Regions from separate parts of the Homo sapiens genome. Here all the other regions are linked to region 1. Evidence: read pairs that join two places in POLR2A ChIA-PET (ENCODE). Cell type or tissue: MCF 10A. All regions are shown on one strand. Links, peaks and the distances in the headings refer to the core of each region. The heading gives the core; the rest is flanking DNA.

What was found. ChIA-PET counts read pairs that join two places held together with the same protein. Peaks named below come from ENCODE experiments on the same cell type or tissue, not always from the same donor. Only the 100,000 strongest peaks of a DNase experiment are listed, where the experiment ranks them.
Region 2: POLR2A ChIA-PET joins it to region 1 with 22 read pairs; 2 of 35 experiments call an interaction of 5 or more read pairs at or near these places.
Region 3: POLR2A ChIA-PET joins it to region 1 with 13 read pairs; 2 of 35 experiments call an interaction of 5 or more read pairs at or near these places.

The regions. Positions count from the first base shown.
Region 1 is chr4:165,626,116-165,636,577 of GRCh38, reverse strand. No RefSeq gene overlaps it. Among named protein-coding and RNA genes, the nearest start is that of LINC01179, 53 kb to the left of the region's middle. In MCF 10A, for the core only: no CTCF peak of the experiment used is centred there; no DNase peak of the experiment used is centred there.
Region 2 is chr4:165,575,676-165,586,137 of GRCh38, reverse strand. No RefSeq gene overlaps it. Among named protein-coding and RNA genes, the nearest start is that of LINC01179, 100 kb to the left of the region's middle. In MCF 10A, for the core only: no CTCF peak of the experiment used is centred there; a DNase peak (open chromatin) is centred at 5,607.
Region 3 is chr4:165,679,199-165,689,660 of GRCh38, reverse strand. It overlaps LINC01179 (long intergenic non-protein coding RNA 1179), which reads right to left and starts at 5,022. Exons shown (of 6, transcript NR_121676.1): 1 at 4,908-5,022; 2 at 3,795-3,877. In MCF 10A, for the core only: no CTCF peak of the experiment used is centred there; DNase peaks (open chromatin) are centred at 4,980 and 5,270.

The DNA.
Region 1 (10,462 bases), core at 3,309-8,308:
GAAGTTGTGATTATTTTTATTTATGCTATCTATTTTTCTGGAGATTTTCCCAATCATATTCTGTATCTTTTTTTTATTTCTTTAAGTTGGTATTCACCTTTCTCTGGTGCCTCCTTGAGTAGCTTAATAATTGACTTTCTGAATTCTTTTTCTGGCAGTTCAGAGATTTTGTCTTGGTTTGGATCCATCAGTGGTGAGCTAGTGTGATCTTTCGGGGGACATTAAAGAACCTTGTTTTGTCATATTACCAGAATTGTTTTTTTGGTTCCTTCTCTTTTGGGTAGACTATGTCAGAGGGAAGATCCTGGACTCAAGGACTGCTGCTCAGATTCTTTTGTTCCACATGATGCTCCTTTGATGTGGTGTTCTCCCCCTTCCCCTAGCGATGGGGCCTCCTGAGAGCCGAGCTGCAGTGATTGTTATCACTCTTCTGGATCTAGCCATACAGAAGAGCTATGGGGCTCCAGGCTGGTACTGGGGAATGTCTGCAAAGAGTCCTGTGATATCATCAGGTCTCTCAGCCACATATACCAGCACCTGCTCCATTGGAGGTAGCAGGGGAGTGAAGTGGACTCTGTGAGAGTCCTTGGTTGTAGCTTTATTTAGTGTGCTTGTTTTTTGTTGGTTGGCCTCCAGCCAGGAGGTGGGGCTTTCAAGACAGCATCAGCTGCCATAGTGTAGGGTGGATATAAGCTTGCCCTAGGGTTGCCTGGATAAGTGTTAGGGTTTCTCAGATGGTGGGCAGTGCCATGGAACTCTCAACAGATTATGTCCTTTGTCTTTGGCTGCCAGGGTGGGTAGAAAAAAACATAAGGTGGGGGCAGGGTTAGGCATGTCTGAGCTCAGACTCTCCTTGTGCAGGGCTTGCTGCAGCTGCTGTGGGGGATGAGGGTGTGGCTCTCAGGCCAATGGAGTTATGTTCCCAGGGGGATTATGGCTGCCTTTGTTATGTTGTACATGGCTCCAGGGAAGTTGGGGAAAGCCAGCAGTGACAGGCCTCACCCAGCTTCCACACAGCCAGAAAGGCCAGTCTCAATCCCGCCATGCCTCCACAACAGCACCAAGTTTATTTCCAGGCAGCCAGTGAACAGGGCTGAGAACATGCCCCAGGCTATGAGCCTCCCCACTGAGAAAGCAAGCAGGGCTTTCAGGTTTCATACCTCCCCATCTGCCACAGCTTCTGTGCTTGTATCTGCACTCTCTGTTCGCTGCCTCTCCTGGATTGTGTCAAGGAAAGTTCATGTTTGGTAAAAACTGTTACAAAGTTCAGCTGGAAGTTTCCATCTACCAGTGGTATTTCCAACAAATTGACCCATTTTAAGATAGAACAAGATAATATTGAAAATGAAGCCTGAAACACCAGACCATCCACATTAAATTTGGGAGGAAAAAATTAGTCTTATTTGTCCCCTAATTGAAGAAGACCAACAATTAACAGCACAAACAATACCCAACACTATAGGCATCTCAATTGTTCAGCTTACCCAATTCTGACCAAAAAATTAAATTTGAGCAAACTTTCCAATCAGCAGTTGCCAAAACCATTGCACCCAGAATCAGCTGCCAACAATAGCTGCCATTTCAATGGAAATTTTAAATAAGTGGGATCAACATACTAAAGCATTTCCTCAAATAATTGTAACAGGAGATGACTAATTGCCACATGACTTTACCAGTATGATCCTGAAGACAAAGCACAATCAAAGCAATGGCTACCAAGAGGTGAAAATGGTCCTGTCCAGCCAAAAACAGATCAATCAGGAGCAAAGATAATGGCAACAGCTTTTCAGATACTCAAGGTATTTTGCTTATTGACTTTCCAGAGAGCCAAAAGACAATAACATTTGCTTATTATGAAAGTGTTTTGAGAAAGTTAGTCAAAGCTTTAGCAAAAAAATACCCAGGAAACTTCACCAGGAGTCTTTCTCCACCATGACACTGTTCCTGCTCATTCCCTCATCACACCAAGACAATGTGATGAGAGTTCTGATGACAAATCTTTAAGCATCCACCTTACAATCCTAATTTGGCTTGGCTCCTTCTACCTTTGTTTTCTTAAAACATCTGTAAAAGGTGCCCATTTTTTTTAGTTAATAATATGTGTGTGTGTATATATACACACATATATAAAATATACGTACATGTATATATATGATATACGTGTGTGTGTGTGTATATATATATATATATAAAAAATTTGGTTTATTTAGAAAGCCTTGTCTTTGAGCTCTGAAGTTCTTTCTTCTATCTGTTTATTCTTTTGCTAAGACTTCCCAGTGTATTTTGCATTTCTCTAAGTGTGTCCTTCATTTCCAGAAGTTGTGATTATTTTTCATTTATGCTATCTATTTCTATGAGAGTTCTGACAAGAAATCATTAAGCATCCACCTTACAATCCTGATTTGGTTCTTTCTACCTTTGTTTTCTTTCTTAATTTTAAAATATCTGTAAAAGGTGCCCATTTTTTTCAGTTAATAATAATAATATATTGGGTTATTTAGAAAGCCTGGTCTTTGAGTTCTGAATCTAAATATTGGGTTATTTAGAAAACCTTGTCTTTGAGCTCTGAAATCAGAGCTGTAGACTTTTATATATACATACAAACAAAGGTAGAAGTCATTCATATATGTATATGTATATATATATATATATGACTACATTGACATGGTTAAATTCCCAGGACTCAGTTATTTAGGGATGGAGAAAATGGCTCTTTAACTTGATGAAGCTTATGTTGAGAAACAAAGTTCATATTTTAATTTAATTTAATTTTATTTTATTTTTTAATTCAATTTTCCTTGAATATTTTGAAGCCTCCTCATATAAAATTCAATTTCCTATCATCTCAAGGTTATAGACAAAGGAATTCAAGGTAAAATAATCAAAAGTGTTATGAAAAACTTTCTTAGGTGGGCAGATAAAGGAAAACCTTACTGAGCAGAATATTACAATTTTACAGGAGTTGGCAGATCATATGCTATTTTATAGTTGTTCTTCCTACTTGTCAATATATTCTAATCAGTTTCTTTGGATTTGACCAATAAGTTTAGCCACTTTTTTTCTTTTAAGAGAGAAGAACTAAGAAGGAGTTATAAAGAGATATAACACTGACATAGGCAGAATTATTGCTTCTTCCTGATACATTTATTTTAATTCAAATTCTTTCAACTGTTATTGAAGTTAAATATGTTTCCATATATTTATTGGCCATTATTATTTATGTGTGTGTGTGTTTATATGTGTGTGTGTGAGTGTGTGTGAATTGTCTATCATGAAGTCTTTTTTGATCCCCCACCAAAAGTGATTTAATTTACTTGGAAGTTAAATAGAATTTTTTTTTGTACCTCTTTTGACACTTACTACACTTGACTTACTATTTAAAATATTTTCGTGTTTGTCTTATCTTCAGTGTGTGAATTCTTTGTGGTGTGAAATTATTTCTTTAATCTGCATTCCCTTTTTACCTAAGATAACATAATGTAGCATAAAGTGGAAGCTCATTAAGTATTTCTTGAATTATGCTGAATCATGAGTGGGTAGGGACCTGGTCTCAGATAGCCTCATCTAGTCTTTTCTAAGTCTTTAGGTATTTTTTATTTACTCTGTTTTATGAGTTTAGCAATAGTCCTTGTCCTAAGACAGTATATCGATTAAAGAAAAAATTGTCATATCATTTTTAATTTTTTGATGTTAAGCACAAGTTTATTTCAATATAATACATTATTTTCATTTCTGTCTCTTCATAAATATCTGTGCCCTTGCTATCATCATTTCTCTCTCTCTCTAGATTTGTATTTGTCCTTTATCTACATGTTGATGCTGTCTCTTGTGGCAATGACGGTTGTGTTCACCAACCTGCTTCAAGGGAGGGTCACTGCCAAGCCTTGTCTTCAGCAATTCCAACTTCCTCCAACTGCATACAAAGCCCAAAGGAACCATTAACGAACACAACTAGTTAAATAAAATTATTATATTAGTTTTAATAACATAACAGATAACAGTATTAACCTCAAGCACACAAACTTAAAGTGGAATCAGGTTGCTGACCCTGCCATTATTCTAAGTATATATGAATAAATGTTGTAATCAAGGGAACATGTGACTAAATAAAGCTAAAAATACTATGCTATTAGAAATGGTGAGGTTAGAATCTGTTTGTTTCTCCATGGCTTAACATCATGATGTCTAGAGAATTCAGTTTTGTCATTGCTACTTATAATCCTTTAATACACTGATAATAAAACAGAATGAAATACTGTGCTCGAATGGATATAAACTAGTCCCGTACATCCATGGGTCTGCAACAGCTGAACTTCAGCAGGTAGCAAGCAGACGATATTAACCGGGTTGTGTGAAGTCCTACAAACCCACACAGAGCTGGTTGCCATGGTGGTGGCTAGAACAAAACTAGCAGCCAAAAGCTCCATAGACAGAGAAGGTCAAAGGATGCCAAGTGGTGCAAAAAAAGGCAGCTGAAACAGATCCTTTTCAAGTGGTGAATTGTCTCTGATGATTAGGATCTGGAGTCTGCTATCAGAGATCAGGCAAGCAAATCTCTTGCCAAGAGAATGTAATTTGAACAAGGCCTGTTTCTATTTTTATTACACAAGAGAGCCTGTCATTAAGAAATAATTAGCATTTCTTGCCAGGTGGGCAAATCCATCTCTTTTGATGCAACATAGGTGCTTTAATATTCTAAATGTAGAATATCAGACATGCAGAACCCATCTCTTAAGCCTAGAAGAAACCCAGGGCAGAAATACTTGACTTTCAGAGCAGAAACCTGAAACCCAGAATGTTTATGCATAACTTGTCAGAAATCACAGCTACTAAATAGAAGGATCAGGGCAGTAGCTGCCATAGGTCTTCTAATTGCCTGCCCAGGGCTTTTAGGAGTGTACCTTACCTTGTAAATATACCTTCCTAGAGCCTCTCTGGTAATGGCTATGGGACAAGTTGCCTGGCCCCTGGCTCCCATCATGCCACACCCACACTCACACCTCTACCTCCAAACAATACCCTGACAAGCAAAGCCCCAACCTTTAAAAGACAAAGATTTTGCCATTTGCAAGAAACATAGCTAGCATCTAAGAGTCATCGTGACTCCCCAGTATGTGTAAAAAGTTCTGGCTGCAGCCAGGGAACAACATGATCTGCTACCCTCTAGAAATACCAAGGACTGTGTGTCATGTTCGAGTTTTTGGTGAGTACAAGAGGGCTGTCCTGACAAGCCTCAGTAGCACGAGTGAGCTGCATGTCCCTCAAGTGATCTTTCCCCCAAGAGAGAATGTCAAGAGAAAGTTCATCTGTGGCCAGAAATCACCCAACCCAGATTTTTAGGTGCTCTTTTTGAAAGTCCAAAATATTGTCCTCAAGCTAGACCTAGATTCTAATAACCATACCCCTAAAACAGGGCTCTGAGCAGGCAATTGGCTTTTTCCTTGCTGCTTCAATTTAGGAAACTGACTGAGAGGCTTCCTTTCTCAGAGATTTGAAAATTGTCACTACCCTTTGATGCCTGAGATATATTAGAGGCAGCTGATACACATCCCCTTCAAGTGGTGGATGTTCCCTGATGATAGGAATCTGGATGCTGCTATCAGAGATCTTGAACTGTCTGTCTAAAATACTGTGTCTAATCAGTAGTCCTGAAATTATTCATTCATCAAGTACTAAAAGAAGGCACACTTGGCATAACTTTCTGCTGATGCTAAGCACTGTGCAGACACCAGAATCCAGGCAGGACAGAGAGCTTACCATCTCCTTCTAGTCATAGATATAAGGATAGTTAGCAAAGCACTTTGAAGGTTTTATACAAATTTGTTTTAGGTAGAGGCCTGAGGAAGTCAACATTTAGGAATAATTAATATATTGTATTCTGATCTAAGAGAAATATTCTGACAATCTAAGAAACACAATATAATGATCCATCCTTATGTACATTCTTGCCAAACACAAAAAAACTGTCAATATTCATCAAAATAGAATTTTTAATTTTTTTTGCTTTTTTTTAAATTGAGCAATTATCAATTTTTTAAAGACCATACGGGTCAGTACTAGTTCAATGGAAACAAGCGTGAGCAACAGGTAAGTGAAGAGATAAAAATTATAAATGAATGAAAAAGCAAACCCTCAGATCAGGCATCCTTTACCTAATAAAGGTTCAAATGGCAGGGACAGACTGGCACTGACAAATGACAATGCTGAAATTACCAACAGTCCTCTTTGAAAACCAAACCTATGGCTTTGAACACTGTACATTACATTAGCAATAAAGATTTCTAAATATTTTTTCAAATATCAACATAAGAAAATGTTGACATGATATCAAACTGTAGTAATGAATAAAACATAGTATACATGAACTGTACAAATAGTCTTGTCTACTTTGATAATTGTGTTGAAAACATTCAGGTAGTCCAACATAGATATAAGAAGCAGCTAAAATTCCCACTGGGTAACTCTTTTTATTGTATTTATTTTAATACAGGAAAAGGCTACAAATGCCTGCTTCTAATTCTCCCTAAAATTAAAAATTTATGTGAAGATTCAGCAAAAAAATAGATAGAAAGGAAAATATGTGTACGTGATTTCTTTAGAAACAAATTCTGATCTAATTTTAGAGATCTGGGGTGTGTATTACTTTAGGAAATGTTTGTTTTTAATATTTACACTTTGTAATTTTTTTCCCCAATCACTAGGATCCTTTAAGTATGTTAGGATAAATGTTTATTTAGCAGATACCTAGAGTACTAAAAGTCTAGAGCACTCCAAAAGATTCTCAGTTATCTTTTGATTGATTTAATTTGTAATTACTGTAGTGGGTTGAATAATGTCTCCCCAAAACTTCTGTCTATTGAGAACTTCAGAAAGTAAGCTTATTTGGAAATAGGGTCTTTGCAGATGTAATTAGTTAAGGATTAACATGAGATAATACTAAATTAGAGTGGGCCCCAAGTCCGATGAAGTGTCTTTATAAGAAACAGAAAAAGGACACACAGACAGATCAAGAAGGCCATATGAGGAGGGAGGAAGAGATTGGAGTTATGCTGCCACAAGCCAAAGAACACTAGTAGCCACCAAGAGCTGCAAGAAACAAAGAAGGACTCTTCCCTACAGCTTTCAAAGGGAAAGTGGCTTTCTGGCTTCCAGAACTGAGAGAGAATAAGTTCCTATTGTTTTAAGCCATGGTTATTGCAATTTCTTATGGCAGCCATAGGAAATAAATGCAATGGGCATAATCCATTCCAGTGTCAAAGTCTTTCTTTGATGTAAGTTTAGCCTGTAAGCCGACAAATCTGTTCCCTTTACTATTAGATCTCAATTTAACACATTACTGAATTGGTTGTAAATAATGTGTAACAGTGGTGCTCAAGAATTAATTCTTTTTCCAAAGGTCCTTAAGTTGAGGAAAAGTTAGTTCACTAATAAGATGTATCCTAGATCTTGTTACTTACTGCTATTCTTCATGTTTCCTCCTCTTTAAATACTTTTAAAGTTAATTTTAAAGTTATTTTAAAACTAAAGCTCAAAATTAATTTGCCCAAAATGGCAGGCTTAATGAATTAATATTTTTCAAAATACTATGTTTGTTAATCTCAACTTAGCCTTTACATTTTACAAGATGCAATAATCAAATTTTTTTATGTAAATGATATTTCATCTCTTGAAAACTATCAAAGAATAAAGAGCAAGCTCTACACTTGCCATAGGCAAGGTGATCTCAACTGTCACTTTACAGGTTGTACTTGAGGGGGACTTTATTTAATCCCTCCTAATATTTCCTGTGGTGTGTAAAATGACTCATTCAGGCTTTGCCATTCCAGCGTTCTTTTCTTGCCCAAGAACCCGTAAAGGCTGGCTTTCCAACTGGGCTTCCTCCAGGCCTCTTGCCCCGTCAGAGTGTCAAGGCCAGCAGGAGTTCAGTATCACTTACCCTATATTGGATCTTGTTCCTACCAACTGTATTATTCTTTTATTATTATTTTAGGTTGTCACCTAAAGGGCATGTCACTCTTATAGGTAATTCAATGGTTCTAAGCCGCAGTTGCAGGAGCCTTTACGAGAATATCTCTTTAAAAATCACAGGGCTGGTTGGCCGGGCGCAGTGGCTCACGCCTGTAATCCCAGCACTTTAGGAGGCCAAGGCGGGCAGATCACGAGGTCAGGAGTTCGAGACCAGCCTGACCACCATGGTGAAACCCCGTCTCTACTAAAAATACAAAAATTAGCCGGGCGTGGTGGTGTGTGCCTGTAATCCCAGCTACTCAGGAGGCTGAGGCAGGAGAATCGCTTGAAGCTGGGAGACGGAGGTTGCAGTGAGCCGAAATTGTGCCACTGCACTCCAGCCTAGGTGACAGAGTGAGGCTCCATCTCAAAAAAAAAAAAAAAAAAACATAGGGCTGGTTATAATTTCCTGCCTACAAAAGTCACCAGGCCAGATTACAGGTCCTATGAAAATAAAATCAAAGCAATACTCCTTACCAATCATGTATTAGAATACTTGAAGTCAGACAAATGCTTTGTTCTTTAAAACGGAGATATGTCTAAGTTTTGAGAAGGCACTCATATCATTAGTCTCACATGATGATCTAAAACAGGGAGCTTCTCAGTCATGATTTCTTCAATCTTCTGAGGACATAAAGTGTGATACTCCTTCCAGAGGGGTAGGGTTTCTTCTCAGTTAGCCTCTAAATTCAGGTGGATGAGATCAAATGAATGTGTTGACATGGGCAAGGCCAAGGAAATCCTTAAAAAAAAATAGCAGCCCCTGCCTTGGGCTCCTGAAACATGCAGTGCAGAACAAAAACGAAAGCACAGGACGCCATGCAGAACGAGTGCTCTCTTCCGTACTACAATCATATCTCCCAGAATCTAAGGATCCATTTTATAAGTAAGAACAACAGTTGGTTCCTGTCCCATAATATGTCAAAGTATGTGGCTGGAAAGATGAAATATCAGCAGAATTAAATGGTACCCCGTGGGTTCCTGATAACTAGCATAAAATATATTTGAATCACTTGATTTTCCTTCTTCTGTGACTGGTTAGCAATGTAAATTATAACTACATTTTAGGATGTTTATGAGCTCTACTTTATACTGAGTAGAAGTTTGAACTATAACCAAACTCCTTAACGTGGTGTTTAAGATCTTTCATAATTTGACGACTTCTTACAGCTTTAATTCTTTCCCAGCTCCTCCCCTTGACTCTTGGCTCCAGCAAATCTGAAGCTCTTTCATATTAGGAAGAGCTGTGCTAAGTGTAAGGTTACAGCAGCTGGCCAAACACCATTCTTGCCTTCAAGAAATTAACAAGACTTATAAGTACAGTAACAGTCCCTATACAGGAGCACAGGACACCTAATCTAGTCTTGGAGTAGTAGAAGGCTTTCTAGGGAAAATATCTGTAGCAACATCTGAACAATAACCAAGGGTTAGGCGATTGAGGTTGTGTGGACAAGTATTCTTTACAGAGAAAACAGCCTGTACAAATTCTTGGCCGTCAGAAGTTCCTTATAAACATCACAAACATTCTTTAGTTTATCCACAGTTTAATTTGTCCATGGTTTCTAAGTGCCAGTTATCGTGGGTGAATTTAAAGTGAGCTGTCAATATGAGTGTTCTCCCCTGTATGTTCTCTTAAGTTTGATCAGTTTCCTATGCTCAAACCAGTTCTACAAAAATGAGAAACACACCTACAGATGTAAGACCGGAATGTTGTAGGTACTATTTTGTGAATTGCTATGCCCCAAGTACAGTATTCTTCCCTAAACAATAATGCCTGGCCCCATGTGGCTCTGTTAATTGTTTTATTTCACTCACTTTTCAAATTGTTCTCACTCTTCATTAGATTGAAAGCCTGCGATCTCCATAAATGACAAGTCCTGAAAGCAAACTTAGCTTTGAGCAGCTGTTTCTCTTCTGTAACTTTTTATATTTCATACAGTTCAGCTTCATTGGTCTCCCTGACAATATCCCCATTCAAAATACAGAAGTAAAGCAGAAACAATGTTATCAACCACACGTGCTAAAACCATGATGTTTCTCCACCTCCATATTGGCCTGACCCTTCTCATTTGTCATACCTTGGCCTCGTCTCAACTTCCTCTAGACATCCCCTATGCTATTGGAAAAATATGTTGGAGGAGAACATGGCAAAATACGGCCCTTCTTTGGCTAAATATACATGTGTAATACACATATATGTTCAGAAACTAAGTAGGCAGAACTAATTTCACATATACCACAGTGGCACCATATCTGGTCTCCATAAATGTCAGTTATGCAGAAGAATGAGCTTGGAGTTGGTCCAGAGACTAGAAACTCTTGTATGTTCAATTCTTGGCATTTTCTTTTGACTTGCAACATTATGTTTCACAAACATTTTATCCTTTGTGGCATTCAATTGTCCTCCTCTCTTAAGTGGCAATAATGGCTTCCTGGTGTCCATTCTCACGTTGTG
Region 2 (10,462 bases), core at 2,547-7,546, 50 kb after region 1:
AGAATTTCACCACCCAGCTGGGAGGAGAAAAAGCCCTTCTTGGATAGGGAAAGATGCTGGGGAGGAGCTAGAAAGGATTGAGACATTAGTACAGAGCCTGTTCCCTTCCTCCAATTCAGGATTAAAATTTCAAAGAATAGATAGAGACTCTTAAATGGGTTTGTGAATCTCATATCAGAAGATTTGAGAGGAAATTGCCCTACATCAATTACCAAGATAGGGTTGGGCCCACAAAGGGGAGGATGGAGACACTAAGAAAAAGTCCTGGTTGCTCCTCCATTTGGACAGAGTTACCTACAGAACATATCATCATTATCATCACCATCATCATCATCATCATCATCATCTTGCTCTGTCTTGTCTTCCTCTGCCTTGCTCTGAAATGTTGGTTATTTCAGGGAAATCACTTGTTCTGGTCTCATTTTTCTATGAAAATGTACTTCACCTAGAGCAATTGTTCCAGTTTCTCTCCAGCTCCTCCTTATTCTCCTCCATGGTAAGAAGTGTGGCTTATTTGACTGAAGAGCTTGAGAGATGGACAAAGCTCTGTACTTCTGGCTTTTCTCTCCAGAAACTCTGCCTATGGACCAACTTATGTGATCTGTGGAAGTGGTGGAGGAGAGAGATGTATGTGCATATGAATATTCTCCCAGGCTTAAGAGCCAGAATCAAGCTCATCATTATCATAATGATAATTAGCATTTTGCTTACAGTGAATCATTTAAGATTTGACGTTGCTATCTCTTAGGGTGTCTTCATATTCAGAAACAATGTAGTTTTGTAAATGTACATATGGTCAAACACTATTGCTTGTTCATGAGGACTATTGCATTTTGGATTGTATTGGATTGTATTGTCTAGTGAGTGAATGCTTAATGATACCATACAATTAATGGCAAATCAAATGTATCTAATAAAAGCTGAGTGCTCTGTTGTGTTTACTTGGCAGCACACAGTGGCAGAAACCACATAAAACAAGTGAACAAGCAGTTTGTAACTTTGGTTTTGTTGCCAGATTTTACTACCATCAGCACTTTTTCAAATACATTTTTGAAAACATAGATTGTATACTATTGCTAGTTTTCTATACAGTCAGAAGCACCTACTGTTTCTGAATTAAAATCTGGCAGGTAAGAAATTTCAAAATTTACAGTTATTTGTACCAAAGATCTTCAGAGACATAGGATGCTGTAAATTACAAATGCTTACAAAACCATTTTTGCTTGTTCTGGGAGACAACAGCCTGCTGTGGTATTCTTAATTTGTTTGTCAAGACACAATTAAGGAGATATATACCATCTTGATATTTCCAACTGAGAATAGCCGAGGAAACTGCAGACAGATGGCCCAGGTGCAGCACCCCAAAGAGCTGTATATGGTGCTTTGCAATTAAGGAAAATATTACCTCATGGAGTACCATTTGGAGCTGTGTTTTTCAATAAGTCAAAAGGTTTAAATATGTTTGCTCTAGCACACATTTCAATGTGAAGATTCTCTGTCTTGCACTGAAGTCATGTAATTTAAGCTGCAGGGTTCCTCGAAACAGATATTTCACAAAAGCAATAGGGATGTCTGACTGATTTCCCATTTTTCACAGCAGAAAGATCCAAGAAACCTAGTTTCTGTGATGGTGTTTTTCCTGGCATCTGTAGTTGACAATGATAGTAAAAATGAAACTCAGAGAGCCTCCAATCCAAGTTCAAAGATTCATGATTGATAGTGTTTTCTAACTATCACTGTAGGATACTATGTGTAGAATATATATGTTTTAGCCCCATTTTGGAAGGAGTGGAGTTAGAAAGTTTAATTTAATTCTTTTTTTTTTCTATTATACTTTAAGTTCTACGGTACATGTGCACAACGTGCAGGTTTGTTACATATGTATACATGTGCCATGTTGGTGTGCTGCACCCATTAACTCGTCATTTACATTAGGTATATCTCCTAATGCTATCCCTCCCCCTTCCCCCACCCCACGACAGGCCCCAGTATGTGATGTTCCCCTTCCTGTGTCCAAGTGTTCTCATTGTTCAATTCCCACCTATGAGTGAGAACATGCGGTGTTTGGTTTTTGGTCCTTGCAATAGTTTGCTGAGAATGATGGTTTCCAGCTTCTTTAAGGCAAGGGCAATACCCAAATCCCAAACTCTTGATATCTAAGGCTCAACTCACATTGGTTGTGCAAAGTGCAATGGAAATATTAAGGTTACATAATTAATTTGGTCTTTGTAGGCAACTAATAATTTTGTTTTTTGCTCATTCAGTCTATTTAACACACCTTATGTTAAATTAATTGAGTGTTAAAGGCTATATCTACACAATAAAAAGCCACTGTACTTAAACCTTAATAATAAAAAACTAAAACATAGAGAAATTTGATTGATTCATGATCTTAAGATGTTTACCTTAATTTTCTATGAATTAATTCAATTAATTATTAATTAAAATAATTTCCATTAATTTGGTCTCCGTGTTAAAATGTTGGGGTAAACAACTGCTTTTCTTTTTCCTTTATACTTTGTGACTCATAGTGTCAACAATATATTAAGTCACAGCACGGAGCTAGAGATCTGTAGTTATATCCTTATTTGTGCTTTGTGTTGACCGGGTGACTCCCTCCTTTCTCAGTCTCATGTCACCTTGCTCTTCTTTGTTATTCTTCTCCTGCTTCTCTGAATATTATTTCTCAAGAGACCAGTTTCTGAACCACACCACTTGTATTCAAATCCTGCTTCTGCCACTTCATGTGCTTCCATTTCCCTACCTATAGTTCATGCTTGCTGTGAGGATTAAAGAGGCCCATGACTGTAAAGGACTGGCAAACATACCTGGCACATGGTAAGTGTTCAGTATGTTAGCAACTTTCATCACAGTCTATATCATCATCATCAAGTTGCTGCTCTGCGTTCTTTTCCTTTGCCCTCCTTTCAAATGTAGGCTATTGGAAGACTATTGATTCTGGCCTCATGTTTCCATGTGAAGGCACTTCACTTAGAGCAACGCTTCTAGTTTCTCTCCCCAGGGAGGGAAGAGTGGTTTATTTCATTGGCAAGCTTGGAAGAGAGAACCTCTTTTTTTCTAAATGGCATGTATGCCAACAGCTTATGCTCTGATTCACTCTCCCTCTAAGCCAGGGGCAAATAAATATGTCTAATTACTGGGTAAAAGGCTAATATTATCTTTTAGCCTCAGAAATAGAGCCATTTTCAAGTCATTTTAGAAGTTCAAAAAGGAAAAAAAAAGAAATACAGCCATGTTTTCCATTTAGCTTTACCAGTAGAAAAAGTAATGTTTCCAACTTTGTCTGACTCTTGTGTCTAGTTCCACACTGGTTACAAACTTTGCAGGGAAAGAGGAGTGTTTTACACTGACTTTCTAGGGCCTCAGCATTCACGTGTACCGCAATACTATCCTTGCTTCTGCATACGCAATCTGCCTCCTCAAATTCCCTCTCTCATTCAATGACACACTTGCATATCCACTTCTAGGGCAGACCTGTCCTGGTATCTCAAACACTGTCCAAAACTGAACGGATATCTTTGTTCCAACTATGATCCTCTTTATTTCCAGCCTCAGTGACTTTGCTGTTCATCTTGTCTCCGAAGCCAAAACCCAAGAGTTTTCCTTGATATATTTCTTTTGCTCAACTCACATGTTCAGTTCTAGCTCCCTTTTATGCCCTGTATTCTTCCTGTTCTTCTCCATTTACCTTTCTGTGTCCTTATTTGTGGTCTCTCCTCAGAGCTCAGGCCTAACAACCTCCTGTACTTTTGCCCTACCACCAGCTTTTCCCCGTCTTCTCATTCTCCAACTGCTATTGGGGTTATCTTTCTAAAACAACAACAACAAAAACCAGTGTCACATCCCTTGTGGGTAAAGTCTGATCTCCTCAGAGTAGCAGCTTCCATTATTTGTGCCCTGTCTAACTCTCCATCCTGATCCTCATGACCAGTCTCCTCCACTACTAGCATGCCCTATGTCTTGGCCACACTACACTCTTACGAGAGTGCTGAGATTCATTCAAGGGGCTTATCTGGAGGTTGAAGCAGAAAAAATAATTTATGTGATCAAGAAAAAATTAATTTTACCATGACTAAAAATTCCATCTTACCTAATGTGAATAAAAACCTTTGAGTACTTCAAATACACATTCAAATAATCTGAATAATTTAAAAGTAACCGTGGCTAAATCAAATGAGCCTGTTGAGCAATACTTTCCTTTGTAGCACATCAATATTAACTTCTCTATTGTCTGTGAAAAGAAGTCCAACGGATCACCTCTCCAGTCTCATGTCACACAATCTTCAATGTGGGGCTCGCTTGGCTCAAAACAATGGCTTGGGCCTCGGATGTTGTATGGCTGTTCCTGTCCCATGAAAGCTTCACCCTCATTGTCCTCTTAACCTGCTGGTCTCAAGTCAGACATCACTTCCTTCAAAGAGCCTTTTCTGACTCTTCCATCCCCCAACACGTCTCCCCACACACTCTACTGGGCTCTATGAGGACATTTCCTGAACCTTCTTTCCCTTGCCTCTTTACCTCACCTGGATGCTCCTTCCAGGCTCATTTAGTCAGGCACTATGTTGTGTTGAGCAGTAAATATCTATTACTTATCATCAGGCTGACCTGTAGTAGGTGTTTAGTAACTGCTTATTAAATAATGGATAAAGTGCTTATGTTATACCACACTTCATTATACAAAAGATAGAAGAATAAGATTGGATAAAGTAAAATGGTACTTTTACAAAGTAAATGGCATTGACTTTTAGAAGCTTATGACATACAGCGAGGAACAAAATTAAGTGGGAAAGATCAGTTATTTTAATGGTTTTTTTCTTAGAAAAATAAATGTCCTTTGGGTATATACCCAGCAATGGGATGGCTGGGTCATGTACCCTATCACTTAAAGTATAATAAAAAAAAAAAGGCAACAATCATTTTTCAAAATACATTTTAATGCAGCAAAAAATTGAACAGTTACATGTATTAATTATAGAGAATTCAAAGGAAAGTCAATTCTTGTGTTTTCGACAGTTCTAAAATTGTTTATTGCCTTTAAGACTCCCAAGCAAGAAAAACTGACCATCCCCTTCCACACTTGTATTTCTCATTTCCTTAATTAAATGTGAGCTGCACAAGCTTGTTAAAGCTAGTTTATGTGCAGTGGGTTTGCATTACATTAACTTGGACAATAGCCGTTAATAATTTTTCCTGTGCTCTTAAAATTTCACTGTTACAAATACCCATAAATAATGTCACCCTGTTTTGGAACAAGAGTTTGTGAAACACGTCATCTTGAAGCTAATCATAGCTCAGGCTGCTGTCACTAATTCCAGGCTTCACTTCTTAACAGCTTGATAAAGCCCTGGCTGTGAGTCTACCTCTGGTTCAGCACATGATTAGGGCAATGTCATTGATTTTATCCACACGAAAAAGTCAGCTTTGAGTCATTTCACTTTTTGAACAGAACATCGTGAGCACTTTCCACCAAAACTTAATTAGTCATATTTTTAATCATTGCCTTGTTTCAACATGCACAGCAGACTGTTCTAGGAAAAACAGTAGGTTAGTCAGATGGCTAATAAAACTCCAGGGGTAAATTGCTGCATTTACTTCTTGCTGCTTGGGCATTACAGTCAGACGTTCCTGGGTCTTCAGACATGACTCAGAGGCTGCAAATGTCCAGGCACATTCATAGACAACTCACCAAGGACCATTGAGACACACACACACACACACACACACACACACACACAAACTTATGGGCTCTAAATGAGCTTTAAGAATTGGGGGAAATCAGTTGCAAAGCCGTTATAACTGATGTCAGCATGATTGCCTTGTGCTGGTTGTGAGTCAGGGAAAAGAAGACCTGCCATATCTACCAAATGTGTGGCCCCTTGAGGTTTGTGCCTGGACTCGCAACCATCACTTTACGGTAATTCATCATGTCTATTTAAGAGTACTAAACATAACCAACTCAGAAAGTGGAAGTCCAAACAACACCTAAATGTTGCTGACCAATAATTTTTTCTTTATAAGCATGTCTCCAATTTGTCAGGGTTGACAGTTGATTTTTTGTCTTCTCACAGCTTCAGTAAAGGCAGCATATCTTTTACAAGATATGTGATGAGATAGTAAAGAAAGAAGAAAATGGGAAGATTCTGAATATTTATTAAACTAACACAATCTGTAAGTTGAAAATGCATATATAGAGCTTATGACAATAATCTCCTTCAAGAAAACTATCGTAGAGCCTAGTAGGCAAACTATTGTATGACAAACAGGTCCTTTGTTATTTAGTAATAACAGTGTTTCTCAAATGTCTCCAAATGTCTGACTTAAATGGTACTGACTTAAATGAGTCTGGAGAGAGCACACTAGCAAGGTAAAAAAGAAACTAAAAGAGAGTGTATCAAGTGTCCTAACAGAGGTAAGTAAAAGGTGCTATGGGAGTTATGGTTAAGAGACAGATAAGTTAGTAAAGGCTATTTAAAGGAAATGGTGTCTAACTCGACTACAAGATAAAGAGGACTGTAAGGGTGAAAATGTCAGGAAAAAGGCCCATGCCATGCCTAGAGCCTAAAAGACTGTGTTTTGAGCCTGATATGCCCAAGTTTCTCAAATAGGGTTGAAAAATGTCCACTAATTATAATGGTCAATTATATAGCAGAGGGAACAGTATGTATAACTGTTATAATTTGGATTTAGTCTGAATGTTCATGGCTAAAATTAACTGCCGGCCAGCCACGGTGGCTCACGCCTATAATCCCAGCATTTTGGGAGGCCGAGGCGGACGGATCACTTGAGGTCAAGAGTTTGAGAGCAGCCTAGCCAACATGGTAAAACCCCACTTCTACTAAAAAAATACAAAAAATTAGCCAGAAGTGGTGGTAGGCACCTGTAATCCCAGCCACTCGGGAGGCTGAGGCAGGAGAATCGCTTGAAACCCGGGAGGTGGAGGTTGCAGTGAGCCAAGATCACATCACTCCAGCCTGGGCGACAGAGTGAAACTGTGTCTTAAAAAAATAAATAAAATAAAGTCAACTGCCATCTACACCCACTCTGGAGCCTTGTTTTGGCATTATCCTGATGCACATCCCCCCGGGCTCCATTGGAGAAATGCGTCTTTTTAATTCTTTGGTGTGTTACATCCCACTGGACAGCAAATAAGGAAACCTTGGTTAAACTGAAATTCAGTTTCTAAAGCAATGCATTATTGGCAGGCTCCAGGATATTGCCTTCCTCTGCCCACCCCCAACCCCCACCCACATGCACAAGATTTTCCAATTTTCCAAAATCCAGTCATTCTAAAGTTTTGCAAAATACTAAACATTTTTTAAATCCTCCATCTTAAGATAAGATCTTGTATAAGTGCTTTTTTCTTTGACATAACTATAAATTGGCATTAGAGAACTAGACGTCTATCTCATTTCTGTCTAACTTTTCAACTAACATTGAAGCACAGTCCCTTTACGGCAGATCTATAATTGCTTATAATTTGATGTATTTGTCTCTCTTCTGTTAGACCATCAGCTCAGTCTTTATATTTCTCATGCACAATAAAATTGCTTACAAACAACAAGCAATAAATGAATTATTGTTGATTGAAAAGACATATGAGATAACCATAATAGGTTTTATTCAGAGCCTAAAGTTGGAAACCGGCTTTCTAGCCAGAAAGGACAGAAAAGCACTGAGAAAAACAGATATCTTTACACCTTCGTTTTGAATCTTGGCATAAAAAGAAAATGGTTCTTAAAGCAAAAGGATGCCAGACTATTTCAAATATTTTAACATTAGACCCCAAAGCAAAACTAAGAAGATTTGTAATGGGGCATAAAGAATCCTGCCAGTGATGCAAACACTATTAAAATTACATCGTAAAAGCGAAAAGTTTGGACATCTGTATTACCTAAGCAAAGATTATTTATGCCAAGAAAATTACAGTATGTTTCTAATAAATACATTTCAGAGTTGCGTGTATGTTTGTGTGAGTATGTGTGATTAGCATTGCTACTTTAAATATATACCTATGTTTCATGAAGACAGAAATCACTATTAAGCTTGAATTAAAAAGTAGCCTGCTAATAACAATCAAAACTTGCATTTATGAGAGAGCTTACAACATACCTGGTAGTATTCTAAAGCTTTACATTTATTAACTCAATGTGCTATAAAAACTGTATGAATTAAGTACCTTTCAAATCTTTACCAATGAAGAAACAAAAGTATAGGAGATGAGGTAGCTTGCTCAAGTCGCACAGCGAATGTGTAACTCAGTGAGAATCTCACCTAGCCGATCTGAGTCCAGTGTTCTCACCCAACCTCTATGTTATAATGCCCTAAAAGAAAAAGAAGTGATTTTTGAGAAAAAGAGTGATTTTTGAAATCAATAGTTTTTAAGTTATCTGTATTATTATGTAATAATTTTGCAGCATTTTAATAGATGGTTGGATGGATGGTGTAATGTTTGATTAATAAGGAGATATATGGGAGAAAATATTGTAAATATGTCCATTTATTTCATTTAAAATAGTTTAAATTGAAATTTAATTTTAAAATTAAACTTAGTAAGATATTTTTTAAAAGAAACCAATTTGGAAAGAAATTTTTCTTTTTTTATATTTTGATATTTAGCAAAACAATAAATAACTATAATTTGAATAATGTTGTAAGAAAACAAGACAATTCTGAGCTGCCTTCTCCTTTCCTACCTCTGAGACCACTCAGGTGACCACCTGAAAATCATTTAATTGTTCTGTTTTTGCACTATTTCTATGTTTCTGATGCTATTTTATTATCTTTTCTATTCCTGACATCATCTACTGATTTTCTACCATGTAAAACACATCTCATGATTTGTGAGCTTTCAATATTGCTATTGAGAAGTTCAATAACATTCTGACTTCTGAGGTTTCATATTTTTCTTTTCTGTATCTCTCTCTCTCTCTCTCTCTCTCTCTCAATCTCTCTCTCTCTCTCTCCCTTGTTCTATGAAAGCTTTTTACAACATTCTTTTTTCCCCAGGATTTTAAAACTTTACGAAGATGTCACCCTGTGTGGGTCTTTTTGAAACGGCACTCCACAGACCATTTCAAAATGAAAAACATGTTCTTCAGTTCTAGGAAGTTTTCTTATAGTATTTCTTTGATAATTTCCTCCTTTCCATTGTGTTCATTCTTTCATTTGAAAGTGCTCCCATTTAAACATTCAGCCTTATAGGCTCATTCTCTAATACTCTTATCTTCCTCCTCCTGTTTTTCAACTCCTTGCCTTTATAGTCTACATTATAGAAGATTTTCTCAATTTTTGCTTTCAGACTTTCTATTCATTGCATTGATGAATGCAATATCTTCTTTTATCGCTTTAAAAATCACTTTTTTTTTTGCTTTCACTTTTAGTTTCATTCTGCTACTTGCATTATCTTTCTTTTTCTTAAGGCTCATCTTTCTGATTGTTCTGATTCCCAGCTTTCCAATAAGAGCCTCTCCTCAGATTCCTGGTGTCATTGACTATTCACAATTTACATTTCATAGTGAGATGCTAAAACTCAATTGGAAGCTCTTTGGCTTGTCAATAAGTAGGTTTCACTAAAGTGTTATCAGATTAAAATCTCACTCTTGGTAGGGACTCCGAAATATCAGTATCATCAAGTCCTTTTCCTTACGTTAATCTAACTCTCCAGAGAAATATTACCCCATCTCCTGCCTAAGGGATGGGATTGGAGTGGGTAAAGGGCTGGTAGGTGGCTCTACCTATTGTTTCTCTAATTCTTTTCTTTTTTTTTCCTGCTGGTCCGGTCCACACTCAGAATTGTCCTCAGCTGTGTCTAGCGTCTCCTCATTCTAGACCCTGTCTTACTCATTATTTTTCTGGAAAATAAATCTCCATTCTCCCGCCAGATAAATATATGTGTATGTGGAAAGGTCAGGGGGCAAGTGGAGGTTAGTTGGGAGTGATCATTGCTGGTTGTGCCAGATACTGGGGAAATTTTTCAGGTTTAGATCTCGTGTACCCCATAGATGTATGCACCTACTATGTACCCACAAAAATTAAAAAGTATTTTTAAAAACCCAGATTTACATGTTCTTTATACAGACTCTTAATCTTCTCATTTTCCTTCTTACCGGTCAAACTCATGCTTTCAGAGGAATCTGGTCCCTGAAATTCCAGAGCTTTTTCTGGGGTCCTGATAGGTAAATCATTCTGTTTCTTGTTGGCTTCCCCAAGCCATTTACCACACAACTTTCTTGGAGGAGGCAGGGCGAATACAGCACACACACAGAAAATTATGGATATAGGAACTATTATTTTTTAAAAAAATAAACATGTACCTGCCTCTCAGCCTAATAAACAGAGCATTACTGATGCTTTTTGAAGCTTTCCTTGGAGAGTCCCTTCCCAGTCACTTCCCCTTCTTCTGTTCTGAGTATAATTATCATGTCAATGGCTTGTGCTCATC
Region 3 (10,462 bases), core at 2,941-7,940, 53 kb before region 1:
ACTGCACTCCAGCCTGGGCGACAGAGTGAGACTCCGTCTCAAAAAAAAAAAAAGAGGATTACTCTGGCTGCTGTGTCAGGAAGACAAGGAAGAATCAAGAGAGTCACTGATTGAAAAATGCTGCTATTTGGAAAGCAGCTCATAAAATAGCTGTTAACCAATTGAAGAAAAAGAATTGTTTTTGAGTACCAAGAAGTTTCAATGACAAACAAACAAACAAAAGATAATCAAACATTTCTCCCTCATACGCATGCCGCATATAGAGCAAACAAGGATTCTTAATCTGCATTTTAATGATTGTATCCAATTTAAATACCTACTTTCATGCACATACAGTAATACTTTCTCTTTCAGAACATGCCGTGACCTTATGAGATAAAATAATATTTAAAATGTTTATTATGCCTTCTTTCCAAGTATGATATTATCACTAATTCTGAGAATGATTTCATAAACCTTTTGGCTAGAATGTAACTTGTATGTGGTTTTAATATAAGAACTAAAAATTTGAATCTATCTTTAGTCTTCATTTTGGTGACAATACTCTTTTTTTGTTACTTTTTTTTCTCATTATGAAAACAACTGATTTGTCAGATTTTACTGCGTAATTATGAGAACAACATAAAACCTTCTATGGTTTCCTTTCACTATTTGAAAAAGTTCTGTAACACACAACACACTAAGGACAAGGTTCAAATGGCCCACAGGGCTAATAAAATTTGGTTTTTAAACGTTCATCAACCTGTCTCTGACTCAAGCTTTTGCTTTCTGATTATTCTCATAAATTCATCATACTTACATTTCCACTTGTCCCTGTAGCAAAATATTCATATTGCATAAGCAAACTGAAATCTTCTTTATTCTTAGTACTTAAAAAACTATTTTGTATTTAGCATTTGTACTAATATTTTACTATTATTTTAATGTTTTGGTGAACTGTATTTTGAGTCCTTGATCCACGTTGCGAATTTGGAATATATACAGCACTATGATCACAGCAACAACAAAAATAGGATTACCAGTAAGCAAAAACAATAATACAGAAATATGTAAACATAAATTATTTAGACAAATTAATAAGAGCTTGTAGCACATATACAATCCTTGAAAACATAATTATTCAGAACATAAAGACATTTCTGCAAAAAATCATTATTGTTCTTATACTTCAAATTTAAGAAATGTATGTGAGAAAACATTTCAGTCTAAAATGACTAAAACACCTATGAACCACCCATAGATCATCGGGGGCCACAAGTGTTCCATGGACTATGCTTTGAGAAACTGCCCTAGGGGGTTATTGCCCTAGGTTATTGCCAGAGCTTAGGGATGGAGAAGCTCTCAGAACAGTAAGACATCTCATTTCAACAAGGGGATTTGGCTTTCATCTAATTTACATATTGGGCTTCTGAGGAAAATTTTTACTTCAAAAAATGTTTCTGCCGATTTGAAAAAAAGAAACTTTAAGAAGCATAACCACTAAGTTGGTCTAGAAGCAGAAATGTGAAACAATCAAAGACAAGTTATTTGAAGAGAACAATATCATACCAGCAGCTAGAGGCACAGCTAGAATAAGAACCTAAGGTCCCCTAACATAAGACAGTGGTTTTTTCACGGTATCATGTTCTCCTCTTTATACAAAAGGAAGGAAATCAGGATAGGAGCCTCTTAAAGCAAAAAACTATTAAAACTGTGCAAAGAAGGCCTAAAGGAAATGCCTAAAGTAAATAACATGTCCAGTAAAACTTCTGGCATAGGCAAGATAAAGAGAAGAGAAATATACAGAATAATCTTTATGCTACTTCATGCTCTAAGAAAACAAAACAAAACAAATATTAACAAAATTTCTCATGTTATACTGTTTCAGGACTTAAAACCAAAAACGGATCGGCAGATTTTGGCATACCAAATTGATTGTTCAGTAAAATTAGTGGATCTACCATCTCGTCTGCCCAAATTTTTTGCTACTATTGAAGTTCTTTCTGTGGAAGACTTAGAATTCACTTGTCAGAGTTCCATTCTCTGATCATACCATTTCCCAGCCAGAACTACACTAAAAAACAAGCATCAACTGCTGACCTTTCAAATTCATCACTCTTTGAAACTCCAATCACAGAAAAATACTTAGGAAAATGTGCCTCTTTCATCTCTGTGTGGTGGATACTGAGTTCTTCCTACAGAAGCTGGCAACCCCGGTTCCTTTTCTCACTTGTGAGAAATGCTTTGAAAAAACCATGTCCAGCCAAAGTTCTCAGCCTTCTATTTCCTTCTTTACTTAAAATGAGGAAATGATTTGTAGAAAGGGGAAAAAAAACAATAATAGGATTCATTTATTGTCTACTTAGCTGGTCTGAATTATCTCCTAATCCACATCTTTGCTGACTCTAGGAACTCAAGTCCATTCTCAGCACTTGAAAAAGGCACCTATTTTGCAAATTTTTGTTCTTATACCCAACCTGGGAGTTGGTAAAACATAAATGCTAAACTTTCTTCAACATACACTAGATGCCTAGGTTAAAGTTACTATATATATAATAGAGGGCCAAGGAATAGACAAAAATCAACATTCTGTATGTGTGCACACACGTGGGTAAGCTCAAATATATACATTCAAGACTTCGCAATGCTTCATATTATTTGTTTTCACATCAAATTACTTCTGTATGCATAGTTATTTGAGCTAACACTGAAGTGCCTTTGCACTCCCCAAGTAACCACAGATTAGTAAAAGCTAACATTTATCGAGCACTCACCAGGTACCAGTGGTTTTGCTGGGCATTTCATGTGCCTTGTCTCATTTAATCCTCACCTCATATGAGGTGGACACACTTTACAAATGCTCAACCTGGGACTTCATAAGTTAATTTCCTGAGGTCACATAGCCAGTGATGAAAGTACAGAGCCTGTTCAAATGTAGGCCTAACTAGGTAGCTCCTAAACTGGACCACACTCTCTCCATAAAATGTAAGGCTGCTACAAGGATATTACTCATTAAATCGCAGTTTCCCCTCGATGAGGACTCCTGGGAGAGGCCACTGTCAGTTTCAGTACCAAGAATTATTGGGCTTCTCCTGAGCAAATGATTCCTTTTACCCTTATATTGCTTACTAAAAGTGTAAATGAAATTCATGACCCCCTTTCAGCAGGGAAGAACCCTTAAGCATTTACCTAGCAGCATATTCCTAACTTCATGATTTTGTTCCTATTCTCATTCTGTGAGCCCATTTTCTTTATTCATGTAATTTGGTTTTCATTTAATCTTGTCTTATTTTCTGTATCCATATAAGCCATCTTAACGGTTCTCTAGCACTAAAAGGAGATAAATGTACTAAAGAATAAGCAAAACTGGATGATAAGAGTTTAGAAATGTGAAAGATATTCCAGAAAAGACATCACCCTATGGTGAAAAATTGTGTCAGATAACTCGCATGGTGGTTAAATCACAAGTGTCAAAGTGATAACTTATTCCGAGAGACTGACCTATGACATTGCTGATGTGATGCTTTTCTCAGACAGTAGGATTTTGGTTTTTCACTAAAGAGCTTCATCATATCAGCAACAAGTTGGAAATACCGACTTTAACTTTTCTTCTAAAGTTGTCTGGAAAGCATAAAAATAGAGATCGGTGGTGGGGATTTGGGTAGCTGATAAGAGAACATGTTACTGCTACTATTTTCTGATTTTTTTCTTTCAGTTCATAAAACAGATAAATAATGTATGTTTCTTTTTTCTCTTCTAAAACTTTATATTAGAGTGTATTTTTAGCTAGACATGTAGTTGAATACATGCATTACCTTTCTCTTTAAAAAAATTGCAGAAAACCCCAGAATAAAGATGAAAGAAGCTCTATTTTCTTTCCTTTTTCCTTCAGTAGTCCCTGGCAAATGAGAAGAAAGAAGGATTTCTCCTGTGTAAAAACAACTGATGTACTGGTGTATTCAATAAAAATATATATAATCATTTGATATTTTAAATATTCAATATAATATGAACTTACTTTAATTGTCAATATTCATATTACAACAAGACAACACAAATTACCAATGATTACAGGCTTGTCTTCCATATACACCACAGTACTATTATTAAAATCATGACAGGATAATACATCTGTATGAACCAGTACAGAAATAAACTCCATAATTTACCAGATTTTTCCCTCTTTACTATATTTATTATATTTCTAAAAATAGGTGAAATCACAAAATTGTAATGTTCCATCTTTTTGACAATCACAACTAATATCTTCTCTGTAATTTTAATTTATAAAAAATTGGCATTTTAACGTAGTTGAACAATATATTGTGTCCATCACAACAGTGGGGTTTCTCACTCTATATCCCCTATAAAGAACTCATCCTACTTGTGTTAAAGAATATGAAAGTAATTTTTATTTTTTTAATTATAAATTTTTCTGTGGTTGGATTATGACACGCCCATGGAAAACTTTATAGTTAAAACGCATTTACAAGAACAATAAAAGAGTCCTGAGGTGTGCTATCAGCCTTTGGTTCAGTACAGTGCTTTCTTGGGGTAGTTTGTATCTGGATTCTCCACCTTAATTCCCATCAAATTAAATGTTTTAGCTGAGGCTATTTTGAGAAAATGTAAAACAAAGAAAACATGTGTAAGGATTCCCTGACAGTTTAATTATCCAAGTTCTCCCAAATCCTTGAAATGAAAGTTAATTGCCATAGACCTTACCATCATTTCACTTTTTCTATCAGGACTAATCGATCCTAAGATCCCTGTAAAAAGGAGAAAACTTAGACAGCCCAGATTAAATTGGTCCACTGGAGTACATATTGAAGAGACATGTCGAAATTCAGCCTCTTAAAACACACCCTCTTGAAACCCGCTCTGTAGTCATTCATTTCTAAACTCCCCTTTCTTAAAGATTGACTTACTTTCTTTACTGGGGATCTTGGATGAGAAACTTCTCTGGAGAGAATTCAAGTCTGGGCAGTATGGCTGGCATGGGCCTGCGGAGAGATTACTTCAGTGACCACTGAAACAAACACCACCTGTGAGCTAGCACACGGCAGTTGTTTAATGAAGCACAGCATCACATGCAGAGCAATTTCTGATGGGAAATGAAGATCCCACTGGAAATTGCTAGGGGCATTAGACAAGCAAAATGTAATTATCTGAACTGAAATCCAGCTGACATCTCTGACAACAAATACCAGGGGATCTTTAAGGATCAGATGCTCCATTTTAAGTCAGTGCCTCTGGCTTCAGTGTTCTCTGCTCCCGCTTCGTCCCCCCAAGGAGGAGAGAACACCTCACACTGAGTCACCAGCATGTATTTTGTCTGCCAATTCTTTCTGCTAGCAGAGAGGAGGTCGGGCTTACACTAACAGAGTAATTGAGACACGTATCCAAATATTTTAGGCCAAATGAATTTTGATTCTTTCCAAATTAAAAGAATCATATAATATTTATAGAAACTAGAATTCTGCCTTGCCCACTTTCCTATCCCAGACAGAGCCAGTTTCCCTTGCCTTTTTAAAGTAGACACTTGGAGATAGGGTATCTTGGATTGGCCCTCTGTGGTGCCCAATGAAGACGTTCATTTAAATTGCGTCTTTTGTAAATGAAACTTTTAGGAAAGAACTCTTGGACCTTTCAGCCATGGACTTTGTTGTTGTTGTTGTTGTTGTTGTTTTTAAGACAGAAACTAAGTGAACAGATTAAAACCAGGATATGATCTGAGCTGTGCCAATGTTTGGTCTTGGGATTTTAAGTACCTCAAGTGAGATTAGATACTACAGTCACAAAGAAGGGCTTTTTGCCTTAAGAAAAAAAAAATGAAAACTTTGAAAGTTTTCAAGAATATTAAGAATTAGAGCTAGAAAAAATGTCTTTGTTCAATTATCTTTTAATGGTGAAGGCGTAGTTCTTCTAGTATATGTATCATGGATGTTCTCCATTTTAATTTTTAATATTTCAGTTCACATTAGCTGAAGTGCCTTCCCTTGAGAGGATTTTTATAATCTGTCTTAGCTGTTAGAAAATTGTTGCTGGTACTTTACTTAGCTCAATTTTTCCTCTGTTTAGGTTCATGCTATTAGTCTTAATTACATTCTACTGGACTTCTCTAAATAGTTCTTTCCTTTCCTCCTTGATTTATTTACCTCATCATAGGAAAAATACTGTTTACTTCCTGAACAAATGTATCGTTGTCTCTGTCATTATTTTATTTGCTTTGAGTCCTCTCCTCATTGCCCCTTTAAAAAGAGTGAGTTTTGGTCCTGTTTTGTGCCATTATCTGGCATAATGATTAACACCAGTGAACTGGTTTGAATGATGATGTATATAGTTACCATAAGTGTAAAACACTGATGGGGTTGGTAACTTCCTTTAAAAAAAAATTACAATCTCAGATAATGTACATGAGGAACTCACTCTCACCATTACGTAGAAAGGTTGTGAAACTGAATGTAGGGATTGCCTTTTTCACGCTCTACTTCTCCACGTGCTAACATATTCAGTCTTAATTGTGTAATTATTTGTTTAATATCTGCTCTCCTCTTTAGACTGAAGCTTCATGAGAGCAGGGCCACATTTCTCTACTTTTTCTCCGAATCTTTAAAACCCTGCACAGTGACCGTTACATCATAACATGATTAACAAGTATTTGTTGAGCAAAGAAATAAAAGAAGTTGGATCTCAGAAACTCACAGAGCCTTGTGTAGCCTGTCATCTCCTTTATCTTCTCTATATTACTCCAGTCCTTTCACCACCTCTACCTTTTAGTTTGGTTTTATAAGATTATTTGTTCTCTGACTCATATTTATGGAAATATAGCCGATTACCAACAAATACTATTTCTACTTCCCTGAGCTCCTGAAATTAAACACAAAGGAATTTGTGGTTTTGGATTAATATTTGTCAACTATTCAAAATAATGAACTCATCTAAAAAAACCTAGGTCCTCTTAGCAAAATTGACCTTATTTAAGATGATTAAGCCACCCATTCACATTACAGAATTCTAGATTTTATTCTTTGCCAAATTCCAAAAGGCCTTGCACTTACATTTTTATTTTTATTTTTTAGTTAGAGTCTTGCTCTGTCACCCAGCCCAGGGTGCGATTTCAGCTCACTGCAATGTCCGACTCCTAGGTTCAAGTGATTCTCATACCTCAGCCTCTGGAGTAGCTGGGACTACAGGCCTGTACCACCACACCCGGCTAATTTTTTGTATTTCTAGTAGAGATGGGGTTTCACCATGTTGGATAGGATAGTCTTGAACTCCTGACCTCAAGTGATCCAACCACCTCAGCCTTCCAAAGTGTAGGGATTACAGGCATGAGCCACTGCGCCCAGCCATACATTTATCCACCTCTAATAGCACCTCTGAGTCCTTTTCATGACCCTCTACTGCATCCACCCCAACCTGAGAAGTGTGATGTTACTGTCTTGTCTCGGTACCATGTGCCTTCTCTCCTTTCATTGCCAGGATCTTTGAATAGGTACCCTAACTTTTTTAAATATATTTTTTATTTCAATAGCTTTTGAGGTAAAAGTAGTTTTTGATTACAAGGATGAATTGTTTATTGGTGAAGTCGGAGATTTTAGTATGCCCATCACCTGAGTAGTGCACATTGGACCTAATATGTAGTTTTTCATCCGTCACTCCCACTGCCCACTGTCTGAGTCTACAAAGTCCATTATATTGCTCTGTCTGCCTCCACATACCCCTAACTTAGCTCCCACTTATAAGTGAGAACATATGGTATTTGGTTTTCCATTCCTGAGTTACTTCACTTAGAATAATGGCCTCCAGTTCCACCCAAGTTACTGAAAAGGACATTATTTCATTCTTTTTTAATGGCTGAGTAGAATTCCATGTAGTATATATACCTCATTTTCTTCAGCTACTTGTTGGTTGATGGGTACTTAGATTGGTTCCATATCTTTGAAATTGTGCTGCAATAAACAGATGCATGTAGGTGTCTTTTTGATGTAATGACTTATTTCCCTTTGGGTAGATATCCACTAGTGTGGTTGCTGGATTGAATAGTAGATCTACTTTTAGTTCTTTAAGAAATCTCATGCTGTTTTCCATAGAGGTTAAACTAATTTGCATTTCCACCAGCAGTGTATAAGTGTTCCCTTTTCACCACATAACAGGACTAAATTTTAATTGGAAATTTCCCCAGGAATTGCTGCCACCAGCTTATGCCAATCGTATCCATGCTCATGCTCAATATTCTGGTTGCATTCCTAGCTTTCTTCTCTTGGTTAGTGGTATCATGACAGAATTCTCCCAATCACTAAGACTTGAGACTTTAGGATAGTCTTTGGATTAGCCCTCTCCTTCATCCTCTAGGTCCAACTTTCCAAGCCCTTCATTCTTTTTCTGAATAGTTTCTGATCCATTACTTTGTCTTCATTCTTACTGATGGCACCCCAGGCCTGACCTTCATCTGACATCTGGATACTATGTCATGAGAGTTCCCTAAGAGAAGCCTCACAGACTTTAGTCCAATGTCTCTTCATCATATACAATGCATCATTTTCTGCTTCAATTTCTGTTCCTAGCCTTATTTTCCCTTTTCTTTCTCAGCTGCCCCAGGCTGCCCCTTTGAACTCCTTTCCTCCACACTCCTAGCCTCGTGCCCACTCCAGTCATTCTGATGGAATCCTACCTTGGCGCTTGTGGACTTCCTTTTCCCTCTGCCTGGAATGCACATCCCTTCATCTTCTCTAGCTCACTCCTACAACTTTCAGGTTTCTGCTCACTTAATTAAAAAGACCTCTGTCCTGTCCCGTCCTTCATCACTATCCCCTGACACTGCACGTACTACTTGCCTATGACGTAGTTATTTATTTTCTGTTACTCTCTTGCTAGAATGTAAACTCTGTGAAAAATAGATTTTCTTTCTTTTATTTTTCTTTTCCAGAGCATCTCCAGGAACTACAACAGATAGGAGCTCAATAAATATTTGCTGAATGAATAGCTAAATTATGTTTCATTTTTGTTATTCTGTATCATATATAATATCTAAAAATAAATTAGACCGGGCGTGGTGGCTCACGCCTATAATCCCAGCACTTTGGGAGCCAAGGTGGGTGGATCACCTGAGATCAGGAGTTCAAGACCAGCCTGGCCAACATGGTGAAACCTCGTTGCTACAAAAATACAAAAATTAGCCGAGCATAATGGCGGGTTCCTGTAATCCCAGCTACTTGGGAGGCTGATGCGGGAGAATATCTTGAACCCAGAAGGTGGAGGTTGCACTGAGCTGAGATGGCGCCATTGCACTCCAACCTGGGTGACAGAGGAGGCTCCATTTCAAAATAATAGTAATAATAATAATATCAATGATAAATTATAATATTCACATGTTCTCCAGTATTCTGGGATTATCATTTTCTTTCCCTCACTGCAGTAGAAATATGAGTATCAATGGGTATTTTAATAAAATCCAAAAGGTGAAGGAATGTAAGGAGGAAGGAATTACTTGGCCTCTTTTGTGTTGTTTCTTCGTCTTACACGAACCTGCTGCTCCAGGCTTTCCTTCAGTAATGCCTGCCTATCCTATAGGCCACGGCTCCTGGGCATTCTCATTCTCTGAAATCTGCTTCCTCACCAAAGGTGGACTAGCATCATAGATTTCCTTTGCACGAACAAATTAATATGGCACCCAAATTAGCAAATGAATCTTGCTACCATCTCTGTATATTTTGTGTGTGTGTTTTGTTGTTGTTGTTTTAGAGACAGGGTCTTGTTCTCTCCACCACGTTGGAGTGCAGTGAAGCAGCCATGGCACACTATAACCTCAAACTCCAGTGTTCAAGCGATCCTCTTGCCTCAGCCTCCAGAGTAGCTAGGATGACGGTGTAGGCCACCACACCCAGTCACCCGGTTAATTTTTTATTTTTGTAGGGACTGAGTCCTGCTATGTTGTCCAGAGTGGTCTCAAACTCTTGGCCTCAAGTGATCCCCTCACCTTGTCCTCCCAAAATGCTGGGATTACAGGCATGAGCCACCACGCACAGACCCTGTACATTGTTAAAGTCTGGCATTTTTTCTTTCTGCTACAGTAAGTTATTAAAAACTATTAAATCATAATAGTGATTAACATGAATTATTTACTAATTTCCCAACATGCATTCAATCCTCACAATCACTCAATGAAGTCAGTATTGTTATTAAAATCTCCATTAACAGATGAGGAAAATTTGGCCTAGAAATATAACCAACTATCTTAATGTCATGAAACAAGTTTGTGAGTCAGGAATCAAGCCCAGGTCTGTCTGACTCCAAAGCCCACCATCCTTTACCACTTCCAGCATAAAGTACATTAAATCTCCTTTGGAACCAGGTGGAAAAGTGAATGAATGAACAGATGAATGATTAATTGCACCCATTTTTTTTCATCTTATTAATGGTGTTTAATAACCTAATTTCAAACTAACTCAAAGAAGGGCTGGTTTTTGTCCAGGGAGAG